3 separate regions of the Homo sapiens genome follow, and regions 1 and 2 are each linked to region 3. Evidence: chromatin loops called from intact Hi-C (ENCODE). Cell type or tissue: heart left ventricle. All regions are shown on one strand. Links, peaks and the distances in the headings refer to the core of each region. The heading gives the core; the rest is flanking DNA.

What was found. Peaks named below come from ENCODE experiments on the same cell type or tissue, not always from the same donor. Only the 100,000 strongest peaks of a DNase experiment are listed, where the experiment ranks them.
Region 1: it touches region 3 in a loop (5-fold over the local background); 90 of 110 quality-filtered maps call a loop at or near these places.
Region 2: it touches region 3 in a loop (12-fold over the local background); 92 of 110 quality-filtered maps call a loop at or near these places.

The regions. Positions count from the first base shown.
Region 1 is chr10:71,282,316-71,286,795 of GRCh38, forward strand. UNC5B (unc-5 netrin receptor B) reads left to right here. Exons shown (of 17, transcript NM_170744.5): 3 at 2,405-2,548; 4 at 3,011-3,114; 5 at 4,374-4,480. Among named protein-coding and RNA genes, the nearest start is that of SLC29A3, 35 kb to the right of the region's middle. RefSeq lists enhancers at 2,653-3,154, 3,089-3,158, 3,155-3,654. In heart left ventricle, for the core only: a CTCF peak has its summit at 2,947 (motif pointing left); a DNase peak (open chromatin) is centred at 2,965.
Region 2 is chr10:71,206,709-71,211,539 of GRCh38, forward strand. No RefSeq gene overlaps it. Among named protein-coding and RNA genes, the nearest start is that of UNC5B, 3.4 kb to the right of the region's middle. RefSeq lists a silencer at 2,563-2,622. In heart left ventricle, for the core only: CTCF peaks have their summits at 2,526 (motif pointing left) and 2,737; a DNase peak (open chromatin) is centred at 2,483; H3K4me3 peaks cover 380 bases.
Region 3 is chr10:70,923,319-70,928,149 of GRCh38, forward strand. No RefSeq gene overlaps it. Among named protein-coding and RNA genes, the nearest start is that of LINC02622, 13 kb to the right of the region's middle. In heart left ventricle, for the core only: a CTCF peak has its summit at 2,541 (motif pointing right); DNase peaks (open chromatin) are centred at 2,572 and 3,053; H3K27ac peaks cover 197 bases.

The sequences.
Region 1 (4,480 bases), core at 1,981-4,480, 360 kb after region 3:
AACCCTGGGTGTCCTGGGCCAGGCATTGCCATGCTTGGGAGGGCAGTCTGATGCTGGGCCTCAAGCCTGGGAGACCGAAGGTCCCTGTCCTATGCTCCCTGCATCTCTGCTTGCTGGTGATCATGGATGAGGTGTCACGCCTCCTCCCTGGTGGTTGTTTCCTTCTATCCAGCTATTGGTGCTGCTGAAACCTTCTTGCATGGATGACCCCCTTAAAAGGGCACACTCTTACAGGTTCACAGTCTGGTAAGCAAGGGGCAGGGGCTGTGCTCCCTGGGTCATGCATCATTGACTGTGGAGCCAGCCTGTGGGCAGCCATGGCAGGCAGGCACTGTCACCCACCCCTGAAGCAGCCTCTTCCCTGGATGGCATACCCCTAGCCACCTCCCATTTACATCCTTGGCCATCAGGACGGGGCTGTCCCCCATCTGGACTCCCTGCACAAGGACCCCACCCTCCTCAACAATAGGAGAGTTACAGCAATGACTTCATCAGGAGAGGTCCAGAGAGGAGTTGTGGGGCCGGGCGCAGTGGCTCATGCCTGTAATCCCAGCACTTTGGGAGGCCGAGGCGGGCAATTCACGAGGTCAGGAGATCGAGACCATCCTGGCTAACACAGTGAAACTGTGTCTCTACAAAAAAATACAAAAAAAAATTAGCCAGGCGTGGTGGCAGGCGCCTGTAGTCCCAGCTACTCGGGAGGCTGAAGCAGGAGAATTGTGTGAACCCAGGAGGCGGAGGTTGCAGTGAGCCGAGATTGCGCCGCTGCACTCCAGCCTGGGCAACAGAGCGAGACTCCGTCTCAAAAAAAAAAAGAGAGGAGTTGTGGGTGAGGGGACCAAGCTCTAACCTGGGAAAGACACCAGGGAGCTGACCTCTGCTCTGCAACAGCTTGCTAGGGGACTTGGTGCCTGCCACCTACCCTCTCTGAGCCTCAGTTTCTTCAAAGGTAACAGAAGAAGCTGGTTGAGATCCAGATGACCTGCCAGAGTATATTTGTGTCTGGCCCGGGCTGGGCGCTGTGGCGGAGTAGTCACCATAACTTGTCTAGAGTTTACCTTGAGAGTTTACTATGATGAGGGATCTGAGGCTCAGAGAGACTGAGTAACTTCACAAAGGTCACCCAGCTGGGGTTTGAGGGTGGGGCCAGGACACAAACCTGTCCAGCCATCCAACCCTGTCCTTACCCACCATGCCACCGGCTGTGCGTACCTTAACAATCCATGGTGCAATGAGAGGATGAGATAGGACACATCGTGGCAGGGAGGAGCAGCTTTAGAAATTCTGAGACACAAGGCAGTCAGGGAGGCTTCCTGGAGGAGGAAGAGGGCTCTGTAACCTTTGGGGAGGAACTTCAGATGAATGTCCCCTTTCCTGGCAGGTTCCCCCCTTTCCTGAGCATGGAGGGCTTCGTTGAGGGATGGTTAACAGAAAACCGAGTGACCCCCTTGTGTAGGCCGGTAGGTCCTGTTATGTAGGGAGTTTCCCAGGCCCTGACCGGGGAGCCATTGAGAGATCAGGGGCTCCCTGGGAGAGGGACTTCCTCAGCTCCAGGCCCACAGGGCCTGAGTAGTGACCAGGGAGAGCAGGCATCCCACCTCTGCACGTGCTGAGCCCCCTTTCTGTGCCAAGCCCTGGGCCACAGCAGCAAGCAGGACAAAGCCCCATCTTGTTCTCCTGCAGGAGACAGACATTTAACACATGAATGCGTCCATAAATAATCTGAGTCCAGCTAATGGTGGGTGCTGGGAGGAGACGAAGCTGGGTAGGGGAGTGACTGCTGCATAGACGAACTTCCGGGCACAGTGGTGGGAGTGCCGAGCAGTGCTGGGAGAGCTGTCGGGGAGGCGCAGGGTGGAGGGGGCTTTCCTCGGGAAGTGAGGCTGATCCGAAATCTGGCAGGGACTGGGAGGCCACCAGGCCCAGAGGAGACAGAAGATTCCAGGCAGGGGACTGATGTGCAAGGGCCCCGTGGCTGCAGAGCCAGGGAACATGAGGGCCTGGAAGACACCCGGTGAGGCTGCAGTGGGATGGGGATGGTGGATGCACAGTGCAGCTCAGAGCCACTCCTGGGGATGACCCTACCCGCCTGCAGGCCACTGAGACCCCGCATGAAGGGTCTCATAACGGGGGGAATGACACACCACTTGTGCATTTTGGAGATGACACTAGCTGCCAGGTAGAAGATGCATTGGTGGGGCAGAGGGCTTGTGTTAGCCACTGCAATGTGCAGGTGAGTGGCCATGAAGCTTGAGCCAGGGTGGAGACAGGAGACAAGAGGAATGGAGGGAAAGGCACTTGGGCAAGAGTGCCAGCAGGATCCGAGGTGGAAGGCCGGGGGTGTCCTGTGCCTCACATCCTTGCTTTGCCCCTGCCCCCTGACGGCTCTCTCTTCTCCTCCCAGGCCTGCGGGTGCGCGAGGTGCAGATCGAGGTGTCGCGGCAGCAGGTGGAGGAGCTCTTTGGGCTGGAGGATTACTGGTGCCAGTGCGTGGCCTGGAGCTCCGCGGGCACCACCAAGAGTCGCCGAGCCTACGTCCGCATCGCCTGTACGCCACCCTGACCCCCACCCTGTCCCTGCAGGAACCTTCCCCATCCCTGAGGATGCTGGAGAGGGAACTTCACATCTGTGGGGCCTCCTCCAGCATCCCTGGCTGAGGATGCCCACGGCAGAGACATCCCAGCACATGGATGCCAGCTCAGAGAGGGCTCCTAGACCCAGAACCTAGGCCTCTTTTCATCTACTTCTGTATAAAAGAAGCTGGCAGCTTCCTCCCCCATCCTGAGCCACTATATGCTTAGGATCCCAGAGTCAGGGAGGGAACCCTGTTCCCCCAAGTCTGCCTAGTGAGACCCCTCCTTTGGAGAAGAGGAAATTTCCCAGGCAAAGGCCAGGTGGGCCCATCAACAGTACCCTGGGTCTGCACTGCCACCCAGTGGCTACAGTGTAGCACATCAGGTTCTGATCCTGCCCGCACCTGACTGCCTTGGGACCCTCTCGCTTCTCCCAGACCTGCGCAAGAACTTCGATCAGGAGCCTCTGGGCAAGGAGGTGCCCCTGGACCATGAGGTTCTCCTGCAGTGCCGCCCGCCGGAGGGGGTGCCTGTGGCCGAGGTGAGCGGGGACGTAGGGACCACTGAGCACGGCCCTGTGGCCATGCCTGCAGAAGCCAGGCAGGCATGGTATTTACCACCAGCCATGGTGCTAGTCTCCCAGAGCCCTGCCCCTTTCGCAGATGAGATCGAGGCTTAGCACAGAGAAGAGAACTGTTACCTCTGTCGAACGCAGCAATGCCAGATCCCAGCTGGGTCTGCCACAGGCATAACCCCACGGGATGGGGTGGCTAAGGCAGAAATCCCCAGAACTCAGGGGCTCCTTAGGTAGACCTCCAGCTCAGTCTCTATCTCCTGCCCCACCCAGAACCCAAGGCCCCAGCTTTCTGGATGCGAAAGGATCCCATCATGCGTGTGTGTGAGTGTGTTCTCCCCCACGAGCTGATCACCCCTTCCTGAAACCACAGTCTTTGGATTGCTGTCCTCTCTCGCCATCCTTACCTATGTTCCAGACATACTCCCTGCACTGGTGGTCCAGGGATTAGAGCTGCATCTCAGCTTTGCCCAGCAGAGTGGACGGCTGGGGCAGTCAGGACCCTGACTTCCAGCCTGGGATCAGCCCTCTCTGATCCCAAAACCATGCACTCATCATTCAGCCTCTCCCAGCCCAAACCCTCCTCTGCGTAGTGGGCTCAGACAAATACCCCTGGCCCATATATGCTAGGCACTTAGCACGCTGGTCTCTGCAACAACCCTGCAAAGTGGATGTTACCATTCCATCCCACAGCAAGGAAGCAGGGCTGGGAGGGGCCCAGTGGCCACCTAGGGTGAGGCAGCTGGTGAGTGGCAGAGCTGGGGTTTGGACCCAGGTCTGCCAGACCCGGGGACCTTCTTCGTATCACCTCCCAGGCTTTTCTTCCTGGCTAGCAGAGCTGGGAGGAGTTAATGATGAAGACAGATACTCCTGGCTAGCACCTATTTAGTTAGTTTAACTCAACTTCCTCTGAGCATTGTTCTCGGCACCTTACACATGCTAACTCATGTAATCCTCGCGATGGATCCCTATGGGGTAGGTGCTATTCAATTCCATCTTGCAGTTGATGAAATTGAGTCCCTGAGTGGTAAGTCCCCTCCCAAGACCACCCAGCTGGCAAATGGTGCTCTTAACCCCAGAGCTGTACAGTGTCCAGTGCTATAGTCCCACCAAGGCCCTGCCTCACTGCCACGACTATGGCGTGGACCCAGGTAGAACTGCCCTTCTTCTGTTTATGATCAAACCTGTCCTGGGCCCTCACTGCCCCCTCACCCCCACTCTTGCAGGTGGAATGGCTCAAGAATGAGGATGTCATCGACCCCACCCAGGACACCAACTTCCTGCTCACCATCGACCACAACCTCATCATCCGCCAGGCCCGCCTGTCGGACAC
Region 2 (4,831 bases), core at 1,541-4,040, 280 kb after region 3:
TCGTCTTGTGAGCATGTGAGCCTATTCTCCCTATATACATACATATATCCTATGGGTTCCGTCCCTCTGGAGAACCCTGACTAATACACCCAGCATACACTAGCTAGCATGCTTATTTCTTAAGATATTGACCACTCCTGTAGCATCAGTCAGTCCTGTGCTCACTGCTATGTGCTGGGAAGTCCACAGGGACCTTTAACTCACCAAGTCCAAACCCAAATCCACCACCCTCTCCCCAGCCCAGCCATCCTCCTCCTTTCACCATGTCTCTCCTTGCAACCTCTGCCACTCGACCCAGCTCCCCTCCCTTCCTCCATCCCTAAGTACCCACCCTCCCTCAGGCACCAAATCTGGGGAACTCTTTCTCCCTCTGCAGAGTCCCTACTTTCTGCCACCTGAATCCCTGGGCCAAGGCCCCATTGTCCCAGGAGCATGCAGTGGCCACCTTGTTGGCTCCTGCTCAGTCTGCCCTGACATCCAGCTGCAAGGAAGCTCCCATGGCACAGCTCCAATGAGGCCTCTCTCCAGCTCAATCAGCACCCATGACTCCTGTTTCTTACAGAATCAAATCTCATCTCTAGCACTGCAGGCCTTGCCCTTGTGTAGAGATTTTTCCCTTCTTGGCCTTCTGGTGTGCTGTTTGAGGGGCAGTATGAGGATGTGGCCACCTCCTGACCATACCATCACATACATAACTCTAGGCCTTTGCTCACGTGGTTTGCTCTGCCTGGACTCCCTCCTGAGTTCTCCATGTTTAAGGTTTCCTTCTCACTCCTAGGTCTAGCTTCCAGCATCCCCCACTCAGATAAGCCCCCCAATCCCCACCCCCGGCAATGCCAGGGCATGCTAGCTACAGCCTGCTGCATGTGCCAGCTCTGGCTCAGCCTGCCTTTTCTCTGCCCCATAAAGCATAAGCAGGACTGGATACATAATCTCCAGGGCCCAGTATAAAGTGGAAATCAGAGCCCTTTTTTCCAAATTATTAAGAATTATGAAATGGATAAATCCTAGTTGAGGGACATTCTACAAAATACCCAATGAATAATTCTCAAAAGTGTCAAGGTCATCAAAAACAAGGAAAGACTGAGAAACTGTCACAGCCAAGGGGAGCCTGAGGAGTCACAATGACTGTATGCAATGTGGGATCCTGAATGGGATCCTGGAACAGAAAACAGAAGGACATTAGGTAAAAACTAAGGAGATCTGAATGAACTTTAGCACATAATAATGTATCAGTGGTTCATTAATTGTAGTAAAGGTACCATGCTAATGTAAGAGGTTAATAATTAAGGAGACTGGGTGAGGGGCATATGGGAACTTTCTGTACTATATTTGCAATTTTTCTGTAAAACTAAAACTCTTCTAAAATGAAAAGATGGCCTTTTAAACATTTACAACAATAAAAGAATTTTGAGAAGGTGACAGCAGAGGCGATAAATAAGTTATAATGTCCAAGACAGAATTGAGATTTGAACCCGGATCTGCCTGAGCCCAAGGCTTTTGTGACCAACGGCTTGCATTGCCTGAACAGCAGTGAGAAGACCCTGGAGGGGTTGGTGGAAAAGACTGGGTAAGAAGGATGGAAGGAAGAAGGTTGTCACAGTACTTAGTAGAGGTTAAGAGTCCAAGTTTAATGACCCAGGCCACATATAGTATGATTCCATTTATATGAAATGTCCAGAATAGGATAGAAAGTAGATTAGTGGGTGCCAGGGGCTGGGGGAGGGGAGAATGGGGTTAATGGTATGGGGTTTCTTTTGGAGGTGATAAAAATGTTCTCCAATTAGGTAGTGGTGATGGCTGCACAACATTGGGAATATACTAAAAACCACTGGATTGTGCACTTTAAAATGTTTAAAGCGGTACTTTTTTTTTTTTTTTTTTTTTTTTGAGACAGAGTATCACTCTGTCGCCCAGGCTGGAGTGCAGTGGCACGATCTCGGCTCACAGAAAACCTCTGCCTTCTGGGTTCAAGCGATTCTCGTGCCTCGGCCTCCCGAGTAGTTGGGATTAACAGAGCACGATACCATGTCTAGCTAATTTTTGTATTGCTAGTAGGGATGGGGTTTCGCCATGTTGGCCAGGCTGGTCTTGAACTCCTGACCTCAAGTGATCCGCCCGCCTCCGCCTCCCAAAGTGCTGGCATTACAGGCGGGAGCCACTGTGCCCGGCCGAAGAGATTTAGAATAGTACCTGGCATATAGTAAGCACTCAACCTTAGCTCTGATAATATTATTACAAAGAGATGGTAAAGCGTTAAGGACTTCAGCTTTAGGCGCTTCCCTTCTCCAGGGTCCAGGTTTTTGGGGTCCGTTCTGGACCGAACGACTCAGGGGAGGCACCGTGAACTCATTCCCAAGCCTTCCCACTCAAGATCCTGCAAACGGAGTCGTCTGAGTGCCACTTCCCCTGACAACCCGGGACAAGGACTCTGTCAGGGCGGCCCCAGGCGGGGTGGGGCCAGGACAATTCTCCCATCGCCGGAGGAGGGAGACTGGCGGCCACGGGGAGGCGTAAGCGGCAGCGCGCCGCCTGGTGGCACCTTCGCGCACACGGTCCCGACGGAGCGGGAGGCGTCAACCCCAAGCCGGCAGCCACTCCTGCCGGGAGCCCCTACAGCTGCTTTTAAATCGTAATTGTTATCAAATAGGCGGTTTTTATACAGCCAGATTATTGGCCTTATTATTCTTCTTAATACTGTGAAGTAATTATTATTCCTGTTTTACAGTTGAGGAAACTGACGCTGGGAAAGTTTCAGTAACTGGCTTAAGATCCGCCAGCAGGTAAGAGCAGCCCCCAGGTTTAGGGCCACAGCCCTCCAGATCCAGAACTCTTTCCTACACACTCCTGTGGTTTGAGACAAGTGATGGTAGCCGCTGGAAGCATCTGCAGTCCCCACCAAGGGTGAGAACTGGCTCTGGGACTGATTTCAAAGCAGATCTATGCCACAAAGCCTGCCCTACTTTCAGCCTCAGAACCCCCAGACCCCAGGAAATAGAGGGGAGGGGAGGGTGGGGCTCACATAGCAACTCTTAGGCCCTTTGACCATCAACCCCTTTCCCCCCAGCCTTATTGATGTACCCACTCAACCAAGGTTGATTGCATCCCTGCTATGCCAGAAACTGTCTTCAGTGCTAGATATATCATGGGGAACAGGGAACACAGGGCACCTGACTTCAAGCAACTCACTGCTTCGTCCTCATGCTTAACTCCCAGCAGGATGCCTTTGCTGTGAGGCCCATGGCACTCGGTTTGGGAACACCCTGGCAAATCTTAATCCTGCTATCCTAATGTGTCATCCCCCAGGCAGGGACCCTGCCCATTCTTCACCCATCCCGGGGAAAGGTATGGCTCAGGGGGAGTCTGACTCCCTCTGAAGCCCCTTGCCTGGCCTCAACTGACAGCCTGCACTCTTGAGATGCCAGGGCTGGAGAGGAACCACATCTGCAACTGCTCAGCTGCAGGTGGCTAGAGAAGGCTCAGAGACTTGGTACAGGAGCAGGGGCACAGAGCAGTTACAGAGAGATTCCCAACATGCAAAATCCCATGCCCTGATGCTGGAGTCCTGGAGGGAGAGCAGGGCCCGGGACCTCCCAAGAGTATATTTCAAGAGTTGAGAGAGTGGTTAGGCTGAGAAGGGAAGTGGGGCAGGGACTGGCAGGAGAGGGGGTAATGTCTTCCTTTTGCTTGCCCCCATCTCCAGTCCCCCTTCTCTCCACCCAGGAATTAAAGCCGTGAAACCTGATACTTGGACTAGAAGGGCCTGCTGGGTACACTTTACCACCTAAACAGCAAAGTTCCAAGGGGTGGAACTTTTTAGAAAAATCTCCAATACCCCACTGGCCTGAAGGAGAGAGAGAAAGAGGTTGGGGAGAGAGAGAGAACATGCTGTGGTCTCTGCATGCTGCCCGTCTCTGCTGAGGTCCCTGCTGAGCTCTCCAGCACAGGCACAACCTTGACCATGTGCCTGCATCCAGGGGATGACCGTCAGATGTGGGTCTTGGCACAGGCGTGCCTGTATGTGTTTCCTGGCAGTAGTTAAGTATCCAAATATCTATTTGTCTTGGGAGTCATCTGCCTATTTGTGTTTTTAGTTGTGTGCGCCTGTGTGTTTGCTTTTTTTAGGCATACATCTTTGGTATGTGGGTGTCTCTGGAGTCGGGTGCCTATTTGTAGGTGTGATGTTTATGGGAGGTGAAACATTGCACCTGTTGTCTTTGTTGTATGTTTTCGTGTGTGTACCTTTGCAGGTGTGTATGGGTGGGTAGTTGTGTGTGTGCATGTGTATTTGCAAGGTGGAGTTGGTTTGGGTGTGCTGAGCTGTTGACTGTCTCATCCACTGCCCTTGCTAGGGCTGTCAGAGGCCAAGCTAAGCAACCTACCTTTGCCCACAGCAGCCTTTCTCAATTGATGGAAGTTCTTCCCCCAGGGAGTCCCAGTCCACCTGTTGCCACCCTCCTGATGCTGGGTGCCCAGTCAGAGAGGGTTAGGGAGATGTGCTGATGGCATGCACGACCTCCCCTAGATACTCCAAGACCCCGGCTTGTGAGGGGAGTGTGTGTGGAGAGGGTACTAGTCCTGCCTTCACCTCACCTCTGGGGAAACAGCTAGGACAGTCCCCTTCGCACAGCCCAATCCAGCCCCAGGGAAGGTGTTCAAGTGAGGCTCCCCCGTTTAGAGGGTTTCTTTCCAATCCCATCTCCCCCATCCCCTTTGCTCAGTCACTCAGTCACTCCAAGCAGTGTGATCTCCGGCAGGTGGCTTTACACCTCTGTGCCTCAGGTCCTTCATCTGTAAAATGGGATGTAAATGGTGCTTACTTCAGAGGGTT
Region 3 (4,831 bases), core at 1,308-3,807:
TTTGGAGACGGAGTTTTGCTCTTGTTGCCTAGGCTAGAGTGCAATGGCTTGATCTCGGCTCACCACAACCTTTGCCTCCTGGGTTCAAGAGATTCTCCAGCCTCAGCCCCCCGAGTAGCTGGGATTACAGGCATGGGCCACCATGCCCAGCTAATTTTGTATTTTTAGTAGAGACAGGGTTTCTCCATGTTGGTTAGGCTGGTCTTGAACTCCTGACCTCAGGTGATCCGCCTGCCTCAGCCTCCCAAAGTGCTGGGATTACAGGTGTGAGCCACCACGGCTGGCCAATTTTTCTTTTTAAGTATTAAAAAAGTGTTGATTGGGCTCTTCCAATGCTCTTGGTTGCTGCGAGGAGCCGCCTGCCATGTCATTCAGGCATAGCGTGTTTATGGAGCCAGGCTCTGTGCAGGATGCTGCATCTGCACCATCAGGACTCAGCCCCCTGGTCAGAGGACACATGCCCCCATGTGAATTAACTTTGTAGACTCCTCGGATGACAGCTGGCTGGGAACAGGTACATGAGGGGTTGAGGCAGAGTGACTCAGCACCCGGGGCTCTGTCAGGGATGGGTGCCAGTCCAGGCCAGGGCAGGGCTGGAGGTGACAAAGGCAGGCGGGGCCGATCTCACAGCCAGAGTGGGGCTTCCTGAAGCTCGTGGCCCTAGGTCTCTCATTGTACAGATGGGGAGACTGAGACCCAGAGGGCAGAAAGAACTTGGTCGAAGTCATGTGGAAAATTTGGGGGCTCGATCTCCACATTGACTTTATTTCCTACTTTTACCCACTCTTGCCAAGGACGTCAGGAAGCATTCTTCTGGGTTCCTTCAGTTTTCAGAAAGCTCCAGGCTTGGATTGGCCTCTGTGTCTTTGACCTGTGTTCTCAAGCTTGGAGGTCCTTGGGGTTCTGGGGAATGGATCCCCAGAGGAGCCCAGGACGCAGGATGGGCACTCTGGCTGCTGGAGCTGGCTCCCTGGCTTGTGGAGTTCGTTATGCACATCTCTTCCCAGCTCTGAGCTCAGGGACTCAGCTGGCACCTGAAATGGCTGCGGAGGGAGTATTTACACCACAGAAATTGGCTGATGCTACAACCCAGAGCTTTTCTCCTGAAGCTGGGAGTGGAACATTCAGCAGCACACCACTACCTGGGCCCCATCCACCTTCAACCCAGGCAGCTCCATGTCATCTGTTTTATGCATTGGGTCTGGGGAAGATTTCATTTGAGGGAGGGTTTAAAAAATTTTTAAAAAATCATTTATTTGTTTTAATCAATCCTGGGTATACCAAGTAAACCTATGCATTATGGACTAACCTGGGCTAACTTGTGTGTTTTGAACTGACCTCTGGGCTAGCAGGTATTCCAAGCCAACCCAGGTATTCTGGGGTACCGTGTGTCTCTGAGCTGGCTAAGTGTGTGGTTTGTATTGAAGCGTGAGTTCTAGGCTAGTCTGGGCTAAGCGATGTGTGATGAGATAACAGGCATATTCTGAGATAATCTGTGGGTTCTGGGCTCCCCTAGGAACTTGTTCCAGGTCCATCTGTAGACAAGGAACAAACTCCAGTCCCAATCCCCTCTTAGGACTTTAATGGTGGAGAGAGGCCCTCAGTTCTCCTTCTGATAAATGAGAACTAGAAGCTACCAAGAAACTTGGAGCTCCTTTGAAAGCGAGTGCCTGGGGTGGCTTGGAAGGTCCAGAGCCAGACTCCTCCTGGACTCCTGTGGGAGAGAGAAGACGCAACTGCTCCTGCCTGAGTCAGCAAGGCTGGGCTGGGTGCATGACCCACTGTGGGACCATTGTGGGCTCTGGGGAGGACGCCAGACAACAGGAGAGCTCTCTCCCTTTCTGAGTTTTCTTCCAGAAGGAAGGCAGGGACCTCATTAAGGACGTGGGTCTACCAAGTCAAGGATACATTTTGGAGTCACTGGTGCATATAATGAAACTTAGAGCTATGAAGTTAGACGGGCTTAGAGATGTTTGAGGCCTGCTACCCAGGACATTCGACTTTAGGAGCTCAAGGCTATAGGAGACAGGGGGAGCAGCCACAGGGCAGATCAAGGGGACAAGGCACAGGGGCAGGTGCCTGGAGCTCAAGAGAGATGAGGGCTGGGAGAGGTTCCAGGAGGCGGGGGCACAAGAGACTTAGAAAGGTGGAAAGGTAGCAAGTCTGGGCAGTGAAGTGTGGGCTGTTTCATAGAGGGCTCTGAGTATCAGCACAGGGAAGGGTTGCTCCATTCTATCAGCAATAGGGAGCCATCGAAGGTTGGTGAGCGGAAGACAGGCATGAAAGACATGGCAGGCCTGGGGGCCCACTTGGTGACTGCAAATAGGAGAGAGAGAGGGCTGGAGGTGGGGACTAGGCTGTGCCCAAGCTAGGGTCTCGACATTAATTTAGGTTTTGGGGTGATCTTGAACCTCAGTTTCCTTTTGTTTCAAGTGGGGTAAAAATTCTAACCCTGCCAAATGGGCCGTTTTGTGGCGGGGGCGCTGACGTGCTCCATCTTCTCTGGGCGCCACGACCTGCCATTCCGACTCTGGCCGCTGGGTGGCAGCCGGCCCCCAGCAGCCCCACCCTCAGCCCTGGGACTGGGTCAGGGGGACTTTCCTGCGCGGTGACCGGGCTCAGGACCACCCCCATCCCAGCCTACAGTTTTCAGGAGGAGCCTTCGCTCCTTACCATCCCACCAGCTCCTGTCCACTTGGAGGCTCCAGGGGCCTCGAGGCCATGAATGAGAACTCACTGTCCACACTGCCCGTCCACACTGCCCGCGTGGGGCCTTTCTCTGGGGCAGCTCTGTGCCAGGCATGGGGCATAGGGGACGTTCTTCATAGGGATGCCAGATTTAGCAAATAAATGCAATACTTGGGATATAATTGTACTAAAAATTATTCATCATTAATCTGAAATTCAAATTTATCTGGCAACTCAGCCCCTATGCCACTGGCCCCCATCGGAGGAGGCCAATCACTCGCACATCCACCCTGAGCACAAGGTGCCTGCCAGCCCGGGCTGTCAGGCCGAGGACTGGCAGAGAGGGAGCTGGCACAGCTCTGCGGGGACCAGCCTCTGCTCACGTCAGCTCCCTGGATGCTGTCCACCTGCCCGTCTACCCGTCTGACTCCCCTCTCAGGACTGGCTGGGCTCTGAGGATGCAGAGACCACCGCCACTGTCCTCACGTTCTCTTGGGCTCTATTTCCATCCTTCCAGTTCCCAGCCATCCGGCGTCTCTGCAAGGCCTTTGTGAGTCTGGTGTGGAGCCAGACGGAACCCACAGCTCCTGCCTGCTCTGGGGGCCCTGCCCTTGGCTCAGCCTCTGTGGTGCACTCTGCCTGGGCTCATGCACTCCTCTCACCACCCCTCAACTGGACCAGGGTAGCCAGAGGGCTGCCTGGGTGGCTCAGTGTCCCTGGGAGCATTGGCAGTGAGCCTTCATCAGGATAGTCACGTGCCTGAGCAGGACTGGGGAGGGCAGGGAAAGGAAATGGGGAGGCAGGAGCTGGATTCTGGGGCACTGAAAATCAGCGGGGAAGAGGAGAGATCTTTCTAGCACATGGAGACATCATCTGTCTCTCTCCTCACCTTCTCGGAAAATATGAGGCTCTGAATCCAGAAGTCTGGCTCTGGGACGCTTCCAGAGACCAGCTGGCCTCGCCTCCTGCTGGATGCTAGATGTGGAAACTGAGTCCCAGAGACAGTTAGCAAGCAACCCAAGTGTTGTCCGGCTCCCTGTCTGAGCTTGGTCCCTGCCTCCTCCAGGCTGGCATCCGCCTCTGGCTCTTGGGCTTTATGAGGCACTTTCTGTCCCTCAGGGTCCCCAGCAGACCATCTGCAGTGATGCAGGCCCGGTCCGGAAGACGTGGCCTCATCCACTGTCTTCACTAGGAAGAAGATTCATGAGGCAGGTGAGTTGGTTTAAAGGAACCTGCAGTCTTTTTATCACCTTGATGGCTACGACGGATTTTGTTTCAGGGAGTATCTGTAAGACTTTAATTAAATCAGGAACTCAGGCCCGGCCAGCTTCCCTGCTGCTTATCAGCTTCTTAAGGCCGTGATTCATTACCCAGGATTATTATTTTTCATCCCTGAAATAATCTTTAAAGGCCTTCTATCAGGGAGATTAAAGCCATAAGTCATACACGCCCACGTGCATGCTTTGTTTTCTCTGCACATGGGTGGTGTAGAGCCACCCAGAGGACTGGGCCATGGTGCTGCCCCAGCCTCCTGGGCTCCTGCTGGGCCCTCTGCTGCCAGGACCAGGAGTGGGGGGAGTATCTGGTTGGCATGACTCTCTGGCTGGGCAGAGGTTCGGCCGTCGTTGTGGGTGCTGAGGTAGCCTAGGCAGGTGGGGAGTGGGTGAGAATGGAACTCCCTGCTTTATGATTTTTCTCCTTCTTTCATTTAACAAATGTTCATTGGCCCCCTGGGCCACTTCCTGTTCTGGGTGCTGGGCAGAGCAAGACAGATGACACGCCTTTTGGGGATACGGACAAGTAAGTGAGCGATGACACCACATTTATTTCTTACTCTGCCTCCAAGCCTCTTTATCTCTTTGCCTTGACTCTCTCTCCCTGTCTTTCTCTCAAATCACAGAAGCAAGGCTTTCTTTTCCAACGGGAGGTAGGATTGCTTACTGGAGGTAGTGGCTTTTGATCTCATGTTGAATTATTCACTGTGAATCTCCCCTGAGCCAGTTTCAGGGGCAGCACGGTCTCAGTCTCGATCCCTAGGCCCTTAAGAATTAACAAAGCCTCCAGCTCAGCCTCTAATGGGGACAAAGGTAACTGGGGGTTTAGAGAGAGGAGGGTGGGCTGCCTGGAGGAGGTGGCTGTGGGG